Regions from separate parts of the Mus musculus genome. Here region 1 is linked to region 2. The links are chromatin loops, found by intact Hi-C in ENCODE. Cell type or tissue: left cerebral cortex. All regions are shown on one strand. Links, peaks and the distances in the headings refer to the core of each region. The heading gives the core; the rest is flanking DNA. Region 1 overlaps Arhgap20 (Rho GTPase activating protein 20). Region 2 overlaps Fdx1 (ferredoxin 1).

What was found. A loop is a pair of places that touch in the nucleus more often than their neighbours do. Peaks named below come from ENCODE experiments on the same cell type or tissue, not always from the same donor. Only the 100,000 strongest peaks of a DNase experiment are listed, where the experiment ranks them.
Region 1: a loop joins it to region 2, with 2.3 times the contacts of the local background. A loop is called at or near these places in 2 of 42 quality-filtered maps.

Annotation. Positions count from the first base shown.
Region 1 is chr9:51,825,712-51,837,070 of GRCm38, forward strand. It overlaps Arhgap20 (Rho GTPase activating protein 20), which reads left to right. Exons shown (of 15, transcript NM_175535.4): 6 at 128-212; 7 at 1,125-1,202; 8 at 3,619-3,685; 9 at 5,928-6,116. Among named protein-coding and RNA genes, the nearest start is that of Arhgap20os, 44 kb to the right of the region's middle. In left cerebral cortex, for the core only: no CTCF peak of the experiment used is centred there; a DNase peak (open chromatin) is centred at 5,865; H3K27ac peaks cover 533 bases.
Region 2 is chr9:51,944,858-51,956,216 of GRCm38, forward strand. Fdx1 (ferredoxin 1) reads right to left here. Exons shown (of 4, transcript NM_007996.2): 3 at 3,720-3,849. Among named protein-coding and RNA genes, the nearest start is that of Fdx1, 13 kb to the right of the region's middle. In left cerebral cortex, for the core only: a CTCF peak has its summit at 6,680 (motif pointing left); DNase peaks (open chromatin) are centred at 5,916 and 6,674.

The DNA.
Region 1 (11,359 bases), core at 2,227-10,226, 120 kb before region 2:
CATTTAAGTATATTGACAATGTTATCAAGATAGGTTTGGTTTTTTTTTTTTTGTTTTGTTTTTTTTAATGAGCTATTAGTGAATCTCATTTGACTCAGTGTTGTTTTGGATTATCACATTTGATTAGATACATCGCTCTAGAAAAGGAGAAAGACTACCCGAAGAGCATCCCCCTCAAAATCTTTGCCAAGGACATTGGAAACTGTGCCTATGTAAGTGTTTCTAAGCCAGTAAACGAAATCCAAGGTCCCTGTATAAGAGCAAAAACATTGTGGATGAAAAAGGAGACAGGCAGGCTGAAAGACTGTGCGTGTGTCCTATAGAAGGCAGGCATTTAGAGGTCCTGTGGTGGGGGTGTGCATCTATATGTATCTTTAAATGCATGAAAGTCAAGTTCTGGAGAGAATGGAAAAAGGGACATTCCTGCAGTATTTAACATGTAGCCCTGGATAGAACATTGCTGGTCAGAAATCTCTTCTCGGGGCATGAATACTTGTCTGGGTCCTTTCAGGAACAACTGCAGACTCTTGCAGTGAAGCCACAGGAAGAATTGGCTGCTAGTATTCACCAGCTCTTCCCAACTTGCCAGTTCTTCGGTTGGGTGGTTTTGAAAGTGTTTTCATTCTTTGAGTTCTTATGAATGAAATCCCCGAGATCAGGGAACAGATCTGAATGATATGACATCATCTAGGAATCGCCATGTTCCTATGGTAAACATTCAGCCTTTAGCCCCAGTTATGGGGACTTTCTTGGCTGAAATTGTAGCCCAAGAGCTGAGCTTGTTATCAACTGTGAACAGGATGGGAAGGGGCCTTCTTATGATGCTGTGGGCTGTAGACTACACAGCAGCTCTCTGTAACAGACACCTTGTGAGCACAAATGTAGTTCATGAGAATTATGTTTTAATTTGCTTTTAAAAAGTTAACTATTCTGACCAACTCCTAAAAGCCAGACCTTACTGCTTGAAGAAAACATTCAAAATTTTGGGCTAAGAAACTACCTATCTCCTTCAGTAAAATAGAAGAAACTAAGACAAAACAGACAAAGATCTACTGTATTTCTGCTTGCTTAAAAATGGTGAACTCTTCATTTATGACTACGTTTTTCTATTTCTCTCCCTACAGTTTAAAACTATAACAGTGATGAATTCAGACACAGCGAGTGAAGTTATCAACATGTCACTGCAAATGTTAGGAATAACTGTAAGTTACCTCTCCTCTATTGTCTTCCTTTTGAAACATGTTCCTGCTGTGTAACCCAGGTTGGCCTTGAACCTTGAATGTGATTTTTTTTGCCTCCGCCACCAAGATACTCCTTAAACTTTGATATTTTGATTTCAAAAATAATACATGGTAATTCAGATGTAAGTATAGTCCCTTGCATTACAACACAACCAATAACAAAGTTACATTTGTCCCCAGCCCCAAATGTAGAAAACAGGAAAGTTCCTATGTTAGCACGATGAATGGGTGCTGTCTATTTTAACACTACTGTGACCCAAAGACCATAATGGTTAAAGTAGAACTTTAGAGTAATAATACACATTTTATTATATGTCCTATGTACATTCACAAAAATCTGGTGAAAATTGCAGGAGAGAGTTTTAACTTCTGCTACTCCCTCCTTCTGTTCCACCTTGACCTTCAGATACTGTTTTTATTCTAAGACTCAATCTAAGGACAATTACCAGGTCTCAAGGCTTTGCTTTGCTGTATACTTTTGCATTCATACTGACTGGCTTCAAGTCCCGAAAAAGACATCTGGTTCCTCTTAAGAATCAGTAAATAAAAGCACAGCTTTGAATTCTGCCATGGATTTGAAGGCCTTACTGTCCTTGCTGTGTCAGTCTGTCTCGCTTTTAACCTGACCCTTTGTTTTCTGGGGTGAGTTTGTGAAATGTTGTTAATGGAAATGATTGGAATATTGAGATTGAGGTCAGGGGGAGAACTGGACAGCTTCTCCCTTGGTCCCCCTGCTAGCACCCCGCAAAGAACCCTTCTATTAACAGGGAGACTTCAGAAGAATGGAAAGTAAGAAAAAGTAAGAAAAAGCATTTGTGAGGTTATTTTTAAACACCCTGCAATATGAGCCATAGAGATGGCTCTGTTGTACAGGTGCATGATGCCAAGCCTGATGACCTGAGTCTCATCCCTAAGACCCACTTGGTACAAAGAAAGAACTGACCCCTGGAAGTTTTCCTCTGAACACCACGTGTATTCTGTCATGCTGCTATAGTGTGTGTGTGTGTGTGTGTGTGTGTGTGTGTGTGTGTGTATGTGTGTGTTCTTGCACATGTGCATGTACACACAGAGTTAATAAATGTGATAAATATTTAAAGCTAGGCTGTGGTATAACAGATAGAATGAAGATAGACACACCATTACTGTGTCTATTTAGGTTCGCTCTTATCCAGTGCTGCTAAGCCCATTAATGACTCCAGGCAACCAAAATCTGGGATAAAATAAGTAAAAGTTAGTAATATGATTGAAATAGAATTAAATTTTATACACAGAGTAAAGTGGGGCTTTCTGCATTGCTATCTAACCTGCACAAACACAGTGCATAGTTTTAGGCTAGGAAGGAAGATGAACCACCCCGATGTATTTTCTTAGGCTTCCTTAAAAGCTGATCTGCTCAGGTTCAAAAGAAAAATAGAAGTTGAGACTATTTGATGACACCCATGCTAAGAGATATCTGACAGCGTTGTCTAAAATGTATTTTTATTAGATTGTTCCTCTCTGTCTAAAGGACAAAGTGGAGGCTAAGTGATCTTTGTGTGCCTGCTCATGTGGCCAGGCGCAATCTATACGACATGTACAGTAGCCAGGACCCTGACTTTTAATTGCAAGTTAAAGGCAGGACAGTGAAATGCTTCTAACAGACTCAAATATTTCTATTATGGCTGTGTATAAGAATTCTGCCGTATCCCTCCTGGAGGATTCAGCAAAGTCCACATAATTAGTATTTCTTTCAAGTGGGATTTATAGTTTTGTTAGATTATAATTCTACTAATAAATACTTTGTTTTCCATGATTGGGCCTATTCTGTAGGAGAATTCTTAACCCTGTGTCCCCAGGACTGGATGGAGTTGTTCAAAGTGAAGTCCATCCAACCAGCTATCCATTTCTAGAAAGCCCCTTGGTCAGTCTGCTCAGAGCCCACTGAGCTAAATAAATAGGCAGCCTCTGAGATTGACGTTATAGTCTCATAGACAGAAAGGTTGTCTGGCAGGGGTACATTAGACGCTATGTCCAGTATTCTCTGAGACGACGAGGGGATCTCAGAAGTTAGGATCAGCCATTTAGAACCAGGAAGTATATTCTTCCCTTGTCGAAGGCCTTTCTTAGACTTTCACACTCTGTGGGCCACTGATAGGAAGGTCTGATCCCACTGCAGTTTGCAGATCCCCAGTCAGCTCAGGGGCTGTGGGAATGAGGGGACCAACAATGATGGATCCTGGTTTTGAATAGGATATGGTTGTAGGAATGAGTACTACTACCCCGCCCAAGCCAGATGCACCCGTGAATCTAAAGAGCGGAAAATGCCCCAAACTCCCTCCTCACTCAAGTACCTAACATGAAGGATTTGTTTTGATTTTTTTAATCCTTTTATCTCAAGGGCTCTGAGAGAGATTACCAACTGTGGGTAAATTCTGGAAAAGAAGCGGCACCGTACCCACTCATTGGTGAGTGTCTGTCAAAGTCTAAGATAACCTCACATTGCTTTGGCTCTACGGTCTTAAGCCTAAATGTTACTGTATCGGGTGTTTACTATGAACCAGACAATGGGATCGTTTCTCTCGGGCTGCTAATGATTACAGTCAGACAATAGACATTCTCCTCTTGGTATTTTTACTTTACAAGCAGATCTTACCAAGCCTTTTATGATGGGGTATCTTCTTCATGAGAGAGCAGTGCACATTGAAATTCCTCTCGCTCCATGCACACGTCTGGTTTTCAGCATCTTGAATTGCCACTTGTCTTTCCTACTTTAATACCAGGGTTGCCTCAATACCTAGAGTACTGTGAGTGGTACAGTGGTGTACTGTCACCCACCCCTGAGTACATAACATCTGCTCTCTCCCAGAATTCCCTTAGCATCAGAGGAAGTGACACTAACACATTTTGACTCCTGAGAGTCTTCACTGACTCGCTAAACAACTAGTGTATATTCCCCTTACCATTTCTCCAGGCCAAAGTTCCATTTGTTTTTAGGATTTTTTTTTTCCTTTTTTGCCTGGGAGACAATGTCCAGACTGGCCTGAAATTCAAATTCCTGCTGTTTTGAGGAATTAGCGAGAAGTAAATTTTAACTTACCTTATTTCCACTATTTATTTGAAAGTATTTTCTGGTTAGTAATTCCACTTTGTAATTAACAGAAATATGGTAATTAAAATAAATTCTGGTATCTGTTTCAGCTCCCCAAATGATAACCATAACAACAGTTAGCAATTTTAGAGTGCCGCCTGCCTGTTGGAGGCTGTGCAGCATGCGCCCGTGCGAGGTCACTCTGGGATGGTTGAGTATTTCAAGTGATCTTAGGAATTGAAAACAAACTTATCTAGAAAATGCTTGTATATTCTGCCATGCAGAAAATAGGACGCTGTCATGCCATGCTGAAGGCAAAGCCAGTTTCCTCAGACAGGTTTGGTTTTAAACGTCATTTATGCAAAAGCGAATAGGCAACAAGAAGATATCGTTTAAAAAATGACAAATAATTTTATTACGTTAGAACTAAGACCGTAACTCTTAGGCACAGAGCCACTTTCAACTTCACTGAAAACCACAACTCTAAACTGTGCAATGAAAAAACTTCTGACTTACAAAGCAGTGTGGATTAGTGGCCCATTGTTTTTCAAGGTTACTTTTGAATTATGCTGGTATGGAGGTCTTCTTGCCTTAGTCTTTAGAGGTTTCTGTAATGTGTGTAAATGTCAATAACACATTTGCTTTTTATGCCTGTGTCAAGTGCAAAGGAAGGGTTTGCTGAGTTACATTCAGTGAGTCTAAGTGAAAACATGCTGTCTTGGCTTTAAAAATCTGCAGCATGGCAGGATAAAAGGACTGAACCACACCCATGATTTACCTGGAGAACTAACCAACAAAAACTGGGTTAAGGTCAGATGTCCATGCTCTGGTTTGTCAATTCGTTGTTGCATCTGTATCTGTATTCTGAACCCACTACAGTTTCCTTTAGATTGTTCCCTAGGAATACCAGTCCCAGGGCTGCTGAACAACTAATTCTGCAACCAACAATAAGCAAATGTTTTTTTTTTTTTTTATACAGATGTGCTAGATAACAGGGTGAATCTTTGGGAAATGTGCGGGGATGAGACATGGACTCTGTAGCCTAGGTCCTATCTCACTTTCAGTCTGGCTGGCACCCAGGCTGGGCTCAAACTCAGAGCGATACTCCTGTCTCAGCTTCCCAAGTGTTGATATTTCAGGCATGAGCCACCACACCTACATATTAAGTGTATATTCAGGAATGCAAACTTTTGTTGAGGAAGGCTCTATGGGGTGCGAGGGCTCACCAATCAATGGCTAGGTTGGAGTAATCTTTACCAGGCAGGCTTCTTTGTCCTCATTTTTAGAAGCTCTTAGATATTCTTGATGCAAACGTAGAAAAGGTCAATTATGCAACCCACAAACCGATGTCTACAGTCATTCTAAGGAATCTTTTGAAGAGTTTTTTTTCCCTCCGCTTACCCTTCACCTGCTGTGAGACAACCTCTCAGATTTGGTAGAGCCACCTGCAATATGCAGAGGCCCCGGCTGCAGACTGGGCACATGGATCTCTCACTGAACAAAAGCATTCTTTATCCCAGATGGCCCAGGTGTAAGTCACAGTGCGCTCCGGTTTGCAGCACTCGCCCGAGGTACTCGCCCAGCCTGAAGTCTGCATTTGGATTTTCTTCTTCTTGTAGGACACGAGTATCCTTATGGAATTAAAATGAGCCACCTCCGAGACACTGCCCTTCTGACGCAGGGATCAAGAGACTCTGCCAGCCCATCCCAGCTCCAAGAGCCTTTCCTCATGGAGCAGCTGCCCCGCGAGATGCAATGCCAGTTCATCCTGAAACCTACCCGCCTGGCGACAGCCCAGCAACTGAGCGGTGAGTTGCTCCCCCTCCTTCCTAGAACCCCCCCTTTCAGCAAAAGCTCGCATTCCCGGACACAAAGGCAAAGACCCAACTTCCACCCAGATGAACCTGCAAATATGAATTTTCAAGAGAAGAAAACAGAATTTTGGAAGATGGTTCTGTAAACTAGCTGTAGGTGTTAACTGACCTATACTCAGAACAGGAGGCCAGAATCTGCCCCTTCTTCCCTTGCCAGTCTTCCCCCTTCAACCTTCTGCCCACTGCAGAGTCAAGGCTTGGGCGATGCTGCAGGTGCATCAATGCCCTCTTTGTATGGTAATACACTCCACTGTGTGTTCTAAATGATCACGTTATAAAAGGGAGCCTGTCCATCGTGGATGTCAGAAGACCATGATGCCCTGACCGGGAGGGATCCCGGCCCTGATAACTGTGTGAAGACTAATATGATTTCTGCCGAGGTCTCCCCTTAGCCTACTGATCTACCATGAATTCCCTGTGAGCAAAGCTGCCTCACTGCTACCCTATAATAAAGGCTGTATTATGGCAGCTGTGGTGTTCAACAGAAGAGCATTATAGTTTGCCCTGACCCAAGCTTGCACTAAAGAGCTCAGTCTGAAGCAAGACTGTATTAAACAAGAGAAAATTGAGACCAGAAAGTCTAAGGGTGATAGGAAATGGATACTGTACTTCTACGTCTGCCTTGGTCAGCTGATCCAGCGGATAGTGACATTGCCTTCTGCAGACTAACTCCGGGAGTAAGATTTAAAGAGAGGCCACCCACCCTCCCTCCACAGGACAGATTTTTGGCATCAGCTGGGTGCCAGATGAAGCACTTCATTTTCATTTTCTCCATTTCTAACCGTGTTGCTAAATGACCCTGCTTTAAGAAAAATGTGTGTTTAGTTATCCAAACTTAGAGGGACGTAGTAATGAATACTCATTATACAAAAAGGTTTTCCCGCTTTAAGTGTTTGACAAACTCAGTGTTCATCCCATTAAGTTCTGAGGTTTTATTGGGCTAAAAGAAATAAAGGTGGGGGGGGGGTGTTGTTGCAACAGCTTTTGCTCCTTAAGTTTATCCGATCTGTAAGCCCATATTTCTTCCTCTCACCTCCCGATTCTACTCCGTATTCCTTTCCCTCACCTACCCAGTCTACCGCTTTCTCACACATCTCCCGCTTGTGTTTGCCTGCTTCTGTATCCATACATTCAGTTAGCACCATCTCTCTCACAGATGACTTGAGCTCTCATCCCCACTCACTTCACTACATGCCCAGCACAGTCCCGACTCCAGATGTCTGCTGAGCACTTTGAAGAACCCGTACAGCAGAAGGGCAGAGTGGCATCGTCACTAATGACCAACCCCAGACATTCATTCATCCTGGCTGGGCAATCTGATCACCTGTCTCATGCACACCTCCACACACACGTCAGCCCTGCCAGTGCCTGGTGACCTGGCCCCAGATGTTACAGCTCACTGCAGTCCGAGCAGACATCAGCTGTGCAAATGTACTTAAATCTGTACCCTCGTTTTCCCTCCTATAACAGTAAACTGGGTTTGGGGTTCCAAGGCTGCTTGGGCACATCTTTGGGTTATTTTGAGGTGCTGCTTTGGAAAGATCCTTGATTTTATCCCCTAAAATGAGAAGGCCAGATGCTGGTCTGGAGAATCTGAGTATCCGGTAAATACTTACTGGATGAATGAACAAGTTAATGGGCCTTTTAGTAGATGAATGAAAAATTCCCATAGGAATTTAAGGGAGCCAAGGGAAATGATAGTCCGACTCTTCTACCTTTAAACTCATGATTTTCAAGTTTGTTATTTCATCACAGTAATTACTTGGGGTTTTGTCCGCTCTATCCATTGACTTGCATTCTCTTGTTTTCTATTGGAAATACAGATGGTGCTTGCATCCTTGATGCTCAGGGTAAATGGAGGAAGAGTGTAGTTAAGGCCTCTGCTCTGGATCATAGGAGTCACCTTCCCTGCAGCAGCCTCGACTCACTCAGCTCTGTAGTTTCTCAGTGTTTGGTACATAGATTTCCGTGGAGAGTGCCTTCTCGGAACTTCCTGGCTTTTTCTGTAAGGGGCCCAATAGTAAAAAGTATTGCCAATGAAATTCTGAAAAGTATTTAGAGGATACATGAGAGAAGCAATCTCCACAGATTTCTTATCGATAGAGTTTATAAATCAAACTCAGTGTCTGCAGATGAAGAGATGAATTTGGGGGAAAGACATAGCATTTTGCTTTAGAATTTGAAGTTCTTGATCCAATCACAGAAATTGAACACAAGTGTTTCTATGACTTTTATATTTTAACTTAAAACATTTCACACAGCTAAGTGTAGCTAAATACTGATGCCATTATTAAAAATGCATTTTAATTGTGCCTATCTCTCTCTTGCATTACATTTGTAGAATTTTATTAGATTCTTCTTTTGGCAACTGCCTCTTAGCATTTCACTGTAAACCAGTCACCTCACCCAGATTGTTACATGGGTTTTGAAATGTGGAAATTTTCTTTGCTCTACATCAAAAGTTAGTGAGGAAGGGAGGGAGAATACTGCTGGAATTCGGGTGCACTTATAACTTCTAATTGTTCCAAAGTGTTCTCAGAATGGCTTTACTGTGATTGTTTCATATCTTACAATTTTAGATTAGAGCCAGGTGTGGTGGTACACATCTGTAATCCCAGCACTCTGGATTCTGAGGCAGGAGAATTACAAGTTAAGAATGTTACGATAAAGCCAGATGGCAGTGGCACATGCCTCTAATTTCAGCACTCAGGAGGCAGAGGCAGGTGGATCTCTGTGAGTTTGAGACCAGCCTGGTCTACACAGCGAGTTCCAGAGCAGCCAGGGCCTACACACAGAAACCCTGTCCTGAAAAACAAACAAAAGAATGTTACAGAAAAGCATCTAGATGAAATTATCGGGCTCCGTATGATGGTATTCCTGCTATCCAGCAGTTTTTACCTCGCACTTAGCATTTTAATGAATCCTTGATTGATAGATGAGCTTCCTCGGACTACATGTGCTATTGTGAAGCATAGGACAGTAGAAATTAACCCCCCCCCCCATGCTGGCTGCCCTACTGTGTGTTGCCTGTTAACATGAATTCTCGTGAAACAGACCCCTGACCACCACCACACCTGGTAGAAGCACTGTCAGTGCTCTGCCTGCCTCTGCCACTCTATTTCCATGTGGTCCAGTTCATCACTGGTATAAATCAGACTTTAAAAAAGAAACTCTCGAGGGTAAGGCAGGATTGCTACAAGTTTGAGGCAAGCCTGGACTATAGAGCAGGACACCATGTCAAACAAATAAAACACTACTCCATCTTCACTCTTTCTCACCACCTTCCATCACAGCTGTTATCAGCCTAGAAGCCTGACCTAGAAAGTCTCAGCACATATTTTAAGTGTATAGAATGTGCCTGTATTTGCCAAGTGCACAGGACTCTTAGATCCACAGAACTTAAAATTGTAAATTGCTTAGTTCCAGTTTACCATGGTCTGTCGTGTAGAAAATATCTGATTTGTCAAGGAGATAATATTTTATGCTGCCTGGTTAAAATCAGCCATAATTAGTCACAAAACTGTTTATCTACATTACTGAGAGGGGGCTCCTCTAGTTAAGAAAAATATCTCCTTCTCAGGAAATTAAGGTAAAAGTGATAGAAGTCTAGGGAGATGGCTCAGGTGTTAGAAGCACTGGCTGCTCTTCCAGAGGACCCAAGTTCAATTCCCAGCACCCACATTAACAGCTTACAACTGTATGCCAGTTCCAGGAGATCTGACACCCTCGCGCAGACATACATGCAGGCAAAACACCAATGCACATAAAAATAAATAAATCTTTTTTTTTAAAGATAAAGAATTGAGGTCTAGCCAAGGCTATATTCATGAAATTGTGTTGTACCTGCCACCCAAAAGGAGTAGGGGTTGGTTAAAACTGGCTTTAAATACCTAAATTATGAAAACTCACGAATTTTAAGCTTTTTGGATTAAGTTTCTATTATGAAAGAACCTTTAAATTTTAGTCTTAAGGAAGTAAACCAAACGTTTAAAGAGTAAATAAAATAAACGTTCCTCTAGATCTAGAAAAAAATTCCTGAGATTTATCCTCGGGGTGATTAGTCTCTAACGAGCCCCATCTACTGTATTGGAAGGTTCCAGATATAAAAATTAAACTTATTCACACTCAGTACCTAAATGTCACTCCTGGCAAACCTTTGTCCCTTCTAGAAGATCATTACCCCTACTGTGCCTCTTACCTGTATCCTGTGTAACACCTAAAGATCAGCTGTGTCACTAGACCTTGAGAACATGCATCCCGAGGCTTTTGCTCAGTGGAAGACACAGCAGGAGGTGAATAAAGATGGCCCCGCTTAGTTGCAGCCAGAGTGAGACTCTGGGTGAGCAGTTTTGGTGGGAAGTGTGACCTGAACCACACCTTCAGATCCAGGGCTAGCCTGAAGGTGAACTGACCTTCATAGAAGACGGTAGAACGCAGACACCCCTTCGTGCCCTGTTGCCCGCATGCATGTGCTACTCTTTGGGGGAAATACTTAATTGTATGGCCAGAAGGGATTTTCAAGTTAAAGTTAAAGCTTTTCGGTTAACAACTGTTATTCTTTAACCATGAAGTTGTATAAATTAATATTTTTAGTATTAAGCTTTGTCATGTAAACATGGGAAGGATCTAGGAAGGCTAAATTTACACATTGTTTACTGTGTGTTTACCCTTGTGGCTTTGGTTATTACGATTATTAATAATCAGTAGTAGTAGTATTGGCAATTGCATCTTTTGGTGTCAGCCTTTGCCATTTAAAAAGAAAAAGTAGTAGGGCTAGAGAGATGGCTCAGCAGTTAAGAGCACTGACTGCTCTTCCAGAGGTCCTGAGTTCAATTCCCAGCAACCACATGGTGACTCATAACCTTCTGCAATGGAATTCAATGCCCTCTTCTGGTGTGTCTCAAGACAGCTACAGTATAGTTATATACATAAAGTAAATTAATAATTCTTAAAAAAAATAAAAGGAAAGAAGTATGCACTGAAATGCTGCAAAAATAATAATAAGCATCAGTGTTTCCTCAACCCCAGGGAACCTGACGCCTCTCGCTAATTTTATGCACAACAAACAGTATGACTGACACTAAAAATATTTAGGTACATGATTCAATTTTGACTTTATCCTCCCTCTACGCTCATAGGATAACTGGGTATGTAATTTGGTGATAGATCATTCTTAC
Region 2 (11,359 bases), core at 2,183-10,182:
GAAGTACTTGCCTAGCATGTGCAAGGCCCTGAGCTCAGCTCCTAATACGGAAAAAAAAAAAAAGGCTAATCTTACAACCAGTCTTTGACAAAGCATGTTATAAAGGCATTGAATTCATTAATAGATTCATCAAACATTTATTGAACGCATAATGGTAAAATTTTCTACTACTAAATGTCAAAGGGTAAAGTGGTAAATGTCAATGGGTGTACAACTAAATGTCAATAGATACACTACTGTATATTAGTGGGTATACATGGAAAACTCAATTCAATATTTTCTTATTAACATCTGTTACATGTTGGGCACAGGAGAGGTATTCATAGGAAAGCACAAGATTCAGAGCCAAACAGACCAATGGTTCAAAAGCAGCACTGACAGAATTTTTAAGGGCAACTTCTATGATTTCCTAGCCTGATCATCACAATGGAGAATAAAAGGCTTGCTCGTAGGGCTGCTGAAGACACTAATTGCCAATGTCAGCAGTATGAAGTGAACTTTCAATCAGACAGATGAGATGAGACTACTCACTGATAATTAGCATGTGAGACTGTGACAAATGACACACAAGCAGAAAAAATAAAACCCCTTTGAGGAAACACCCATACTTCTGGCCAGGATAGATGGTATCTAGAAGGGTAAACAAGATTGAACATTTATAAGAGGCAAACCAGCTTGAGAAGAGCATTTGAGGTCACGGTAACAGACATAAGAGGCTCAAAGGAACATCTGAGCTGAGGCAGATGCTTCAGTTTTGCTGACAAGACAAGCAATGGGCTAGGGTGTGGCTCGGTGATAGACACATGCCTCATGTCCAAAAGTCCCAAATTCAATCCCCAGAGTCTTCTTTGAGAAAGAGAAAATTTACATGGAGAATTGTAGCTTAAAAGTCGCCAGGGTAACACATAAGTTTAGACATAGTGAGGCACCACTAGGGAGTCCTAGAATGAGAAAGCCAGGTTAACCATAGGGAGTTTTGATGATGGGTGAAAAAAAAAAAAAAAAAAAATCAACCCATCTCCCATCAGTAGTTCTTTGTAGAACTAGAAACAGCCTTGACAATACCCAATTATGCACTGAGCTCTATCTGCAAGAGCCAAAAACAAAACAAAACAAAACCCACAAACCAAAACAAAACAAAAGGCAATCCAGATAGACTTTAGACTTGGGAGGCCTTAGTGAGCTAGTCAGACACGGCACATGCTCATATGATGAGTGAGACAAGGCTACTCCACAAGGAACTATTAATTTACAAAGTGAAGCACCTATCAGTGAGGCTCAGCAGAGCACTGCAGGTAGTGATGGGAGAACAGGCACACATGAGGACAGAGAAGAGCTCTGGGTCAGAGCAGCCTGACACAATGAGCTTGCATGTAAAAAGGTATGGTGTTCTCAGTCTCTTCCAAAGGTATTAGTCTCACCTCCATAAGACAGAGGTGAGGCTGGAGACAGAACTGTGTTGAAGGAATTCTGATCACACTGTGAACCCTAAGACTGTGTTATTTACTGGAAAAACCTGTTTCTAGTTGTGGTGTGGCTTAGCACTAGCACACACCTTTAATCCAAGAGTTTTCTGTTTATTGTAAATAGGATTAAATAAAGTCAGCCATAGGTCAAGAGGCAGAGCAAGCAACCAGCAGTCAGAGAGTAAACATAGAAAATAACCATAATGAGTAAGAGGAAGTCAGGATGATGGATAGAGAGACACACAGGAAGTCGAAGTTCACCCCAGCATTGGTTGGCTCCCATTGGTAAAATCAAACATTTGAGATTTTGTTAAAAACAGTATTTGGCACCAAACATGGGGTGCCATTTGTAACCATTTGGTTTTTTTCTGTCTGCCCCAGTTCCTGAATAATGACATGGAGGCTTATTTATTTATGTCTAGGCCTTAAGCTAGGTTTGTTCCCCAACTAGTTCATAATTCAATTAACCTATTTATTCTATTCTATGTCTGCCACATGGCTAGTTTCATATGTCTGACTTACTTGTCTTGGTGGTGAATCTCCTGTGCCTAATTCTGTCCTGGAGATCCTATCTCCTCCCAGAAGTCTCACTTCCTACTTCCTGCCTTGTTATAGACCATCTGCTTTTTAATAAGTCAATCAGAAGATGAGAGAGTGTTTGCAAAATATGATATAGTTATGTGAACCATACCAAAGTCCAGTCTTCATTCAACTCTCTGCCATCACAGAAATCAACATTTGAATAATACAGAGACAATCTGTATGGGGTGGTTCTGATGCTAAGGTCCTACTCCCCATTTGGTTCTTGATCAATTAATAAAGATGTCAGGGACCAATTGCTGGGCTGAAGGAAATAGGTGGGTCTTCCAGGTTCCTGCAGGAAGAGGCAAAGAGATACAGAAAGAGGAAGGGAGATTTTATCATACTTCGGAGGGAGAAAAGGAGACCGTGTGGGATCTCAGGTGGAGCAGCCATAGGCTGCTTCCCCAGGCAGGAGATTAGAAATGCAACTAAGCTAAGGGCAGTTTAAGAGGTGTTGAGCTAAGAGTATTGGGAAGGGCACGCTAGCCGAGGGAGATTAGAAGCACCCAGCAATAGAACCAATAAGGCAGGTTGAAATTCAGGTGTGTGCGCATGTGTGTATGCTTGTGTGTATATGCATGCGTGTGCCTGTGTGTGTTTCATCCACAGATCCAATATTCCCTGGGTGGGGGCTGGAGTTTAAAGTGGCATAGTAAGAACTACACACTATGATAATCTTTACAGTACATAGTAATATTATCCCAATATAGATAACTGACAGGGCACTCTTGTCTAGCATGAGCAAGGCCCTTTGCACTGAAAACTAAACAGAATGAAAAATAGTGAGATGAAGTATAAAAGAAACAAACCGAAATAAATAAACTATTACCACCATAACTGCTTAAAATATAAAATGAATTCTTGTAAGCTAATAAAGTTTTTAAAAATTATTCATTAAGGTAGCAAAATATACTTAAACAAAGCCCACTCTCAGTAAGTAATAAGCCTCCTTAATTATGCCTTGAAACAGTAAATCCAGGAGAAGTCTTCCTTGACTCTGAGACTGGAGAATTAAAAAATAGTATCACTAATGCCATCTGTTCTATGGAGCTTGCCATGTTTAAGAGAAACTCTACCTACTAATTAATAAGCTCTGATTAATTTCTTTAACATACACTTAGAAAAATAACTAGTCACCTTAACATAATTACTACTATATATTACGTTTCTTTGAAAACTCAATTCTCTGAAACAGGTAAAAATCTCCACTATAATTTTGTTCAATTATCAAATCTGTCTTTCAAGAATACTATAAAAAGTATTCCATTTAATTCCACCCTAATAAATTGTGATAAATATTAATTCCTGGCATAAATAGACTAAAAAGATATATTACAATTTAGAAATTATATTACTACCAATTAATTCTTTGACTTGTAAAAGAGAAGTTTCATGGAGGCCTTGTGGACAGTGAAAGAGAAATATCCCCAGACTTCATGACTTGTGCTATACCCACAAGGGCACTTCTACTCATGCGTATGACCTAAGACCTAAAGGAATATTAACACAGACTTTTCCAGGTTGTTGATAACAATGAAGCAACTTTAAACCCTTACCTGACAAGGCAGGTTTTGTGCCTTATGTCTGTGATCTCTGCACTCATGAGTGTGAGTCACCCTGACCAAAAGTTATAATCCTGTCCTTCAAACAAAACCAACAAAATCTACTCACCTGTCTGTTAGTCCAAAAGCCAGGTCAAGCATGTCATTCTCTTCATCAGTAATGGCATCTAACTTCTCATAGATGTGATCCTCAAAGATAAGATGACAAGTAGAGCAAGCCAACGTTCCCTCACACGCACCTGTCAAAGCAGCACAAGGTGACCATACCATCCACTGTAGCAGTGCACACCTGGCTACTGCGAAATGCACTTTAGTTTTAGAATCAGCTGCACACTTAAAAGGGCTGAAATACTGAGTAATCATGAGTCAGGAATAGGTCGCCCATCCTCACACAGTCGTAAATCACTCAGTACTTCACAAAGGTTCTGAACAGATAATGTGAGGGGACCATGAAGGTCATACAATTCGAATATTAAAATGTATACATGTTCATAACTGAGACACACAGACACGTAAAGATGCGTTCTGAAATACATATAGCAATGATGCATATAATCATTTGCACATAATTCACCTTGTCTGGAGAGCTCAAAACAACCAATAAGGACTTGCATTATATAAGAGAAAGCATCTAACCTACACCTAAATAAAGATAATCATTCTTTTCTCTCAATCCTCTAAATAATTGGGTTTAATCAAACAAGATGTTTTAAGAAGCACCACAGATTCAAATACTGTGAATATTTGTGTTCCACATTTAGATTATATTTATTTTACATTTGTGTGTTATGTATGTATGTGCGCATATGTGCATCATATTACAGAGTGAATGTGGAAGTCAGAGAACAGCTTGTGAGAGTTAGTTCTCTCCTTCCATGATGCAGGTTTCAATGACCAAACTCTGGTTACCAGATGTGGTTGACAAGTGCCTTTCCTTGCTGAGCCATCTTGCCAGACCTTTGCTCAATTTTAAACCATTAATTTAACAGTTATTTATTCAGTTCTTATTATGATCCAGGTACCCTACAAAGGAATCTAACAAAATCATGTCATCCAGCCAAATCAAGGCAGAGTCTGCTGAGAAACAGCCTCAGACTTCATTTGGAAATCTCCTCACAAAGAAATTCAACCATATAAGCCAGGGCTTCCTGAACTTTCCACTCATGTCCCACTTCCAAGTGAGAAATTTTTATGTGACCACAGGTCACAGGCAAATAAAATAGGTACAGAAATCAAGTGTGTAATTTTAATAAACCAGAAAGCCAATTATTTGATATACACACACATATATGTACACACACACACACAAACACACATACACATATTTATACACAAGATCTCTCAGAATTTTACTAGCCAGATAGCCTGGAGTACACAACACAGTAGTAAAAACAAGGAGACCTGTCTCAACAAGGTAGACAGTAAGAAAACTCCATACCATACACAGAATACACATAACCACACACACATAACCACACACACACAGACACAGAAAGAGAAAGAAAAAGAGAAATAGAAGAGAAAGAGAGAAGAGAAACACCTTCGTTTTTATTAAAGCCATTTTAAAGTAGTGATAGCATCAGGAAGGCCCAAGACACGAAGTTCAAGAGCATAGGAGTTCCCCGCCTATAACTACCTCTCCCGTTATATGTCATGGTAGGCTTCTTTACTTTCCATGCTTCAATTATCTTAATAGTAACTATACCAACCTCTTGTAACCTAGGAGTTACAAGAATCATGAGTATAAATAAATTATATGTATTGGCAACGTAGGGGTTGTGGTAATTACTATTTGGAAATGGTCAGACTCTCAGGCTGCTGGAGGCTGAGGAAGGAAACTGCATCAGTGTTCTCATCCAGCACTAGACCCTGCGTGCTCCAATACTAACCTGATTGGCAAGATGTGCCCTTGGTGCAACAGTGGCATGTTTGTCACGTCACAGGGTAATCAACAACTTTCTGACTGGATTTTAAGCTGGCTTCACAGAAGGGATTTCATGCCTGTTATTGTAAATCTGGTCAAAAGTCCATGACAAGAGAGACCACAGGCCCTGGGAATTTATTGTTAAGCTGTCCAACTGCCTTCTAAATATTCATGTTTACAACCATAGATTTGTGTTGTTCTCAACTCAGGTGGAAGGAGCTTGATTTTGCAGTAGGTAATGGTTAACACAGAGACTCATAATTGGTCAAAGTGACAAAGAAAGTAGAGATAAGGCTCAGGGAACATTTTGGAAGAGGGCCTGAAGGAGTGTGAAGCACTGTTTGATGAGGAGGAAAGCTGTAAAATGCTGACATCTGGACATGGCACAGCTTCTGCAATACATAGCAGCTATGATTGCCTGCACAGGATCAAGCCAGTCGAAAATCCAGCATGGATGCAAGAGTTCCCTTGGCAAAGGAACTGCTGGCAGTTGATGGTTGCTGAGAGAGAGAGAGTAACTCTCTTTTGAGGACATGACAACACTGGTAGGTTGGCCATGCCCCAATTGATGGATGGCCCTACACTCATGCATGTTAGCAGCACTAATTGGTCTTTGGGGTTATTAATATCAAAAGGAGGTCAAGAAGTTTAAAGGAAGACAGGGTAGAAAACACTAAAGGAAGCTGGAGGGAAGTAGTAGTGAATGGAGATAATAAAGGCACACTCTATAGATATGTGAAATTTCTACTCTCCGTTTATGAAATTTGGGTGCTAATAGGATGTTTTCTATATGAAAGTCTTGGGTTAAGATCATTCTGTCCACTTACAATGCTAAGATAAAGTGGGCCACCCACCCATACCTAACCCCTTTCCTAACCAAAACCTAGAATACAGCTATGTTGGAAGTTACAGATTGAAAATATAAAATTATATATAAACATTTTGTTCAAAGGATGATCTAGCATAAGAGAAATGCAATGCTACGCATAACAGCAAGCAGAAATACAGACTTCTATAAACATTACTAGGACCTCTTATCTTGGATAGTCATAAAACAGGCATATGAAACATACAGAAGAAAAAAAGTTTGAAATGATGAGCTAGATCAATTTAATCACAGATGTGTAACTGCCCCCAAGTGGCAGAGTACTGAAACGCACAATACTGAAAAACTGATCTATTAACATACAAGTTGGTAGAAAGAATATTTATTTATTGTATTACTTCCCAAGTTTACAACTGTCCATTTTGGTTCACTTATTGCCTCATTCCCTCATATACAGTAAGTTATAAATTGAGAGTGACTGTATTGCTCACCAGAGACCAATGGAAGCAGAACACAGACGTGAATTACGGAAATGTGGTAAATGCTATGAAAGCACGGTCTGAGGTAGACCCGACAATGACAGACTATCACAGACTGGGTGCCACAAGCGATCCAAGTTTATAATGGGTTGGGAGTAAAGAGAGAAACCTTACTAGGGACTGGGTGGTTAGGTGAAGGAAGATTTCTTTTGTTACCTAAGCCCAGTATCCTACACCCTAGAATCCAGCCATTTCTTCCATAACATTTGTCACCATCTACTATGCATTTCTCCTGTATGCTATAAGGGACTAATACAAAGACACTTAATACAGAATAGTAAGTATGCATTTGTGGGATGAGGGAGAAAAGATGGTACCTTGGCAGAGGTGTCTTGGCAGAGGAGCACATGAAGTCTTGAAAAGTGGTGATTTGGTGTAAGTTCAAGCTTCTAAGAGGTCAGCATTGCTACACTAGGAAGAGCAATGAGAAGTGGAGGGGGAGGGGAAGAGCAGTGGGGAACATAATACGTGTAGCCTTTTAGGTCAATGAGGAATATGGATTTAATCTTAAATGCAATGGCAAATCCTTTGTGGTTTTACTCAGAAAACTAATACAGCTGATATCAGACAATCACCCCAGCTTCAGAGCTCCGATTGGAAGCAGGTTCACAGGTCCAGTGGCTTCATAGAGCCAAGTGATAAAGATAATGGAGCCAAAAGAAGCGTCTGGAGGCTTAAGGAAGAGAAGATGCTGATGTACCAGGAGAAAACCTGCTGCTCAGGCTCCAGCCTGCAGTAGCTGGATAGTGTTCATGATGAATACAGGAAATGCTGGAGGAAGCTTTAGGGGAGGGGCGGAGGCTGTTTTAAGAACATGATTTTTACCAGCAACATGGTTCATCAGGTAAGGACAACTGTTGCCAAGCTTGATTGCTGACTTGAGATTTATGCTCACAATGCACATGGTGGGAAAAACAAACTCCTCTAACCTATCTCTAGCCTTCCACATACGTGTTATAGCAAGTGTGTGCCTGTACTCACACACAAGTATTATACACATGTGGTGGAGGAGATAAGTACATGTTTTAAAAATCAATAATTGAGTTCTAAATACCTTTGGGGTTTCCAAAAAGAAACATAAAGTAGGGAGTTGAATCTACAAGTTCATGATCAGAGGAGAGAACTGAATCAAAGATGGAAAGTTAATCTCTATCAGCATCTAGGAAGGGCTTATAGTCACAGAGTAGATGAGATTACATGGAATCTCACGGAGATACTGCAGAAACCATGGACTTGGTCAGGCACATGGCGAGCTCAGTGAGTGATGCTGTTTTGGGGGATGCCACGGAAACCTTTAGGAGGTACAGCCTTGCTGAAGAAGCATGTCACTGGGTCAGGCTTTTGGTCTATAACCTCACCACTTCCAGTTCCTTCTCTCTCCTTCACATCTGTGGTTGAAGATGTGATCTGTTAGCTTCCTGCCAAGACCACCTGCTGCCATGTCTCCCTCATTATTATGGACTTTCTATATGGAACCATATGCAAACCAAGATAAACGCTTTCTTACCTAAGTCACTTTTGGTCAAGGGAGTTTTATCACAATAAAAAAGATCCTGATACACTCAGACTAACACATTTGATCTTTGTAGCAACTGTATGGAGTAAATACTAGTACTAGCCCCACTCTATTAGAGAGAAGACAAGACAAGAAGTTAGGCCTAACCCAAAGCCACAGACTGAGTGACAGAGTGGACAAACGAGCCTAGGCAGGAAACCCTACTCAACCACACTAAAAAGGGATTAGTGGGAAAACACTGTTTTAACTTTGATTCACAGTGTGTATTTAATTTTACACCAACACTTCATAAAATAAATATTTCACAGTAAAATTCCTGCAAAAGATGTTGTGTTTTTCTATGTTTTTAGAAATTAATTAACTTCTCTAAGATGCTAGTCTGAAGCCAATCAAGTGGAACTGGAATGTAGAGTGCTTGCCTAGCATACATGACGCTTTAGGTTTCCTCTCCAGCATGACAGAAATCAGGCTTGGTGGCTTGTATACTCAGAGATAAAGAAGGAAGATCAGGAGTTCAAGGCTGACCTCAGATACATAATTTCAAGGCCAACAAGGATACAGTAGGTCAGGTGTTTTATCACAGCAACAGAACAATAACAAATACAGTAGAAGGACTTTTGTAACAAAACAACTCCCTTCTGGTGTTTAATTCTTAACTCTTCTAGAACTGTCTTATACAACTGTACAGCCTTATAGTCTATGACTATCAGTTCTCTGTTGATGGGCAGTTGTTTTTGCTACTCTTTTCTGTTAGAAACATCTCTGAAATAAACTGGCCAGGACAAGAGTCTCTTTCTAAAAGTGAAATTGAATCTACAGAGAAAATGCCAAAAAACAAAAAACAAAAAACAAAAAAACAAAAAAAGCCCTGCTTGGTTACAGCTTTCATCTAAGTTGAGAACATTTAGGGCTGGAAAAACAGTTGCTTTTGCATGTTCTCAGAGTGTGTTAACAGCTTCTACATATAGATGTAGGTCTAGAACATGCCAAAGAACACTGCCATACAGTTTTTAAACCTGGCCTAACATTTTTGGCTAGTTCCAGGACAGATGAGGCTACAGAGAGAAACCCTGTTCAAAAAACAACAACAAAAAGGTGTCTAATAAATCTAACACCTGGGTCTCCTTATTAATAATTTATGTTGACAGCTTTTTGTTTGTTTGTTTTTTCCAAAAAAGAACCTTATATTGCTCTTTGTGTATCTTGAATGTCTTTGTCTGTGCATACTGCAGATACCACAATGTGAAAATTCAGGGAATAGGAACTCACCCTGCCACCAGCTTTGCTAAGTTGTGCTCACTGGTGGTCATTGCTGCTATTTGCTTTCCAGTCATTGTTCTACATAAATTCTCTAAAGCTTGAACTTTTCAGTATGGGAATCTGACCAGCTAAATGATAGCCAGAGGCTTTCGTGCTGGTGCCAAGAGGCTCAGGTAACTAGGTGAACCCCTCAACAACCAAGCAATTTGTGTCTTCACTCCTGCTTGTAAGACACCTCAAGGTCAGCCAGAGATGTGAGAGTAGAAGTAGAGTCTCTGGGCCTTGCAGATCCCAAAGCCGCTCAAAGCCTGCTGTGGGCATCTCACCCATAGGTATTCCATTCACTATGTAGCTGGCTCTTGCTCACCCCAGCTGGTTTCACAAACCAACCAAGCTGATCACTCTATGTGAATGCTCTAGAGACAAAGCTCTCACCACCAGCAGCCTGCAAGAGGGATCAAGGCACTCCCTAGACTGAGCTCTTCTAGGAGACTGCAGCAAGGAAAACAGGGGCCATATTCTGGGAATGGGACATCTCTGAGCACCTCAGACCCAGGCTGCCTTCCACGGTCACACAGAGACAGTTTTCACCAACACTAGAAATTACAGCGCTTTCCACGGATCCAGATATGTGGGGTGAGAACAGACCACACTAAAACGCCACAAACACTACTGCTCTTCCCAAACTTAGCGCATGACAAGCCCGTCACTGCTGCATCCTGAACAACACAGGGCGGGCAGAACTGTTATCACCTCTATTCTCCAGACCATAAAAGCAGGCACAAAGAAGTTCCTAGCACACCCTAGGTCTCAGGTGACAAAGTTGGTTTGAGAACCATAATCTGTCTGACCCCAGAGTCCAGTCTCCATTCCTGTTCAGCACACTAGAACCCACTGTCAAAGAGAACTTCAGCAAAACTTAATTAAAAGTGCAGTTTAGCTGGGCTTGGGAGCCCATGCCTATGACTCCAGCACTCAAGAAACAGCTTTTTAGCATTTATTATCTGAGGAGAGGGATGCTGCTTCTAATAAGAAAAATTGCAAAAAGCATTAACATGGAGGCAGATTTAATACATAATGAGAAATGGAGAAGAAAAGAACTAGCAATAGTTCTTACAGTGGGAAGTAAACCATGCCCTGAAGTGACACAGTCAGGCTTTAATCCCAGCACTTGAGAGGTAGAGACAGTTGGCTCTATGAGTTCAAAACCAGCAGGGCATCCAGGGCTATGTAGACAGACTCCACCTTAAAACACCCCCCAATAAAAAATAAATAAAATAAAAAGATTTAGTTCTTTATATAAAAAACCAAGCATCTACTTGATTTAAAATAAACTTATAATTTATTACCAGTAAACGCCTGGTTTGTGTAACTCTAAACAGCACCCAAGGCTGTATAAAATGTCTTGAACTACAAGGAATTACAAGTGGAAAGATGTAAGGAGCCCTGCTCTAGACTAGTGCTTTTCAAATCTAGCATGTGCCGTCCACATCACAGGAACAGCTTGCTACACACTGCTAGGCTGACAAAACAGCTCGTCTGGTAAAGGCGCTTGCCACCAAGCCTAAGAAACTCAGTTTGGCCCTCAGGACCCACACAGTAGAAAAAAAGGAAAGAACTGAGTCCTCTGACCTTCACACACAAGTTGTCCTCTGATCTTCACACATGTGATATGGTACAAGCA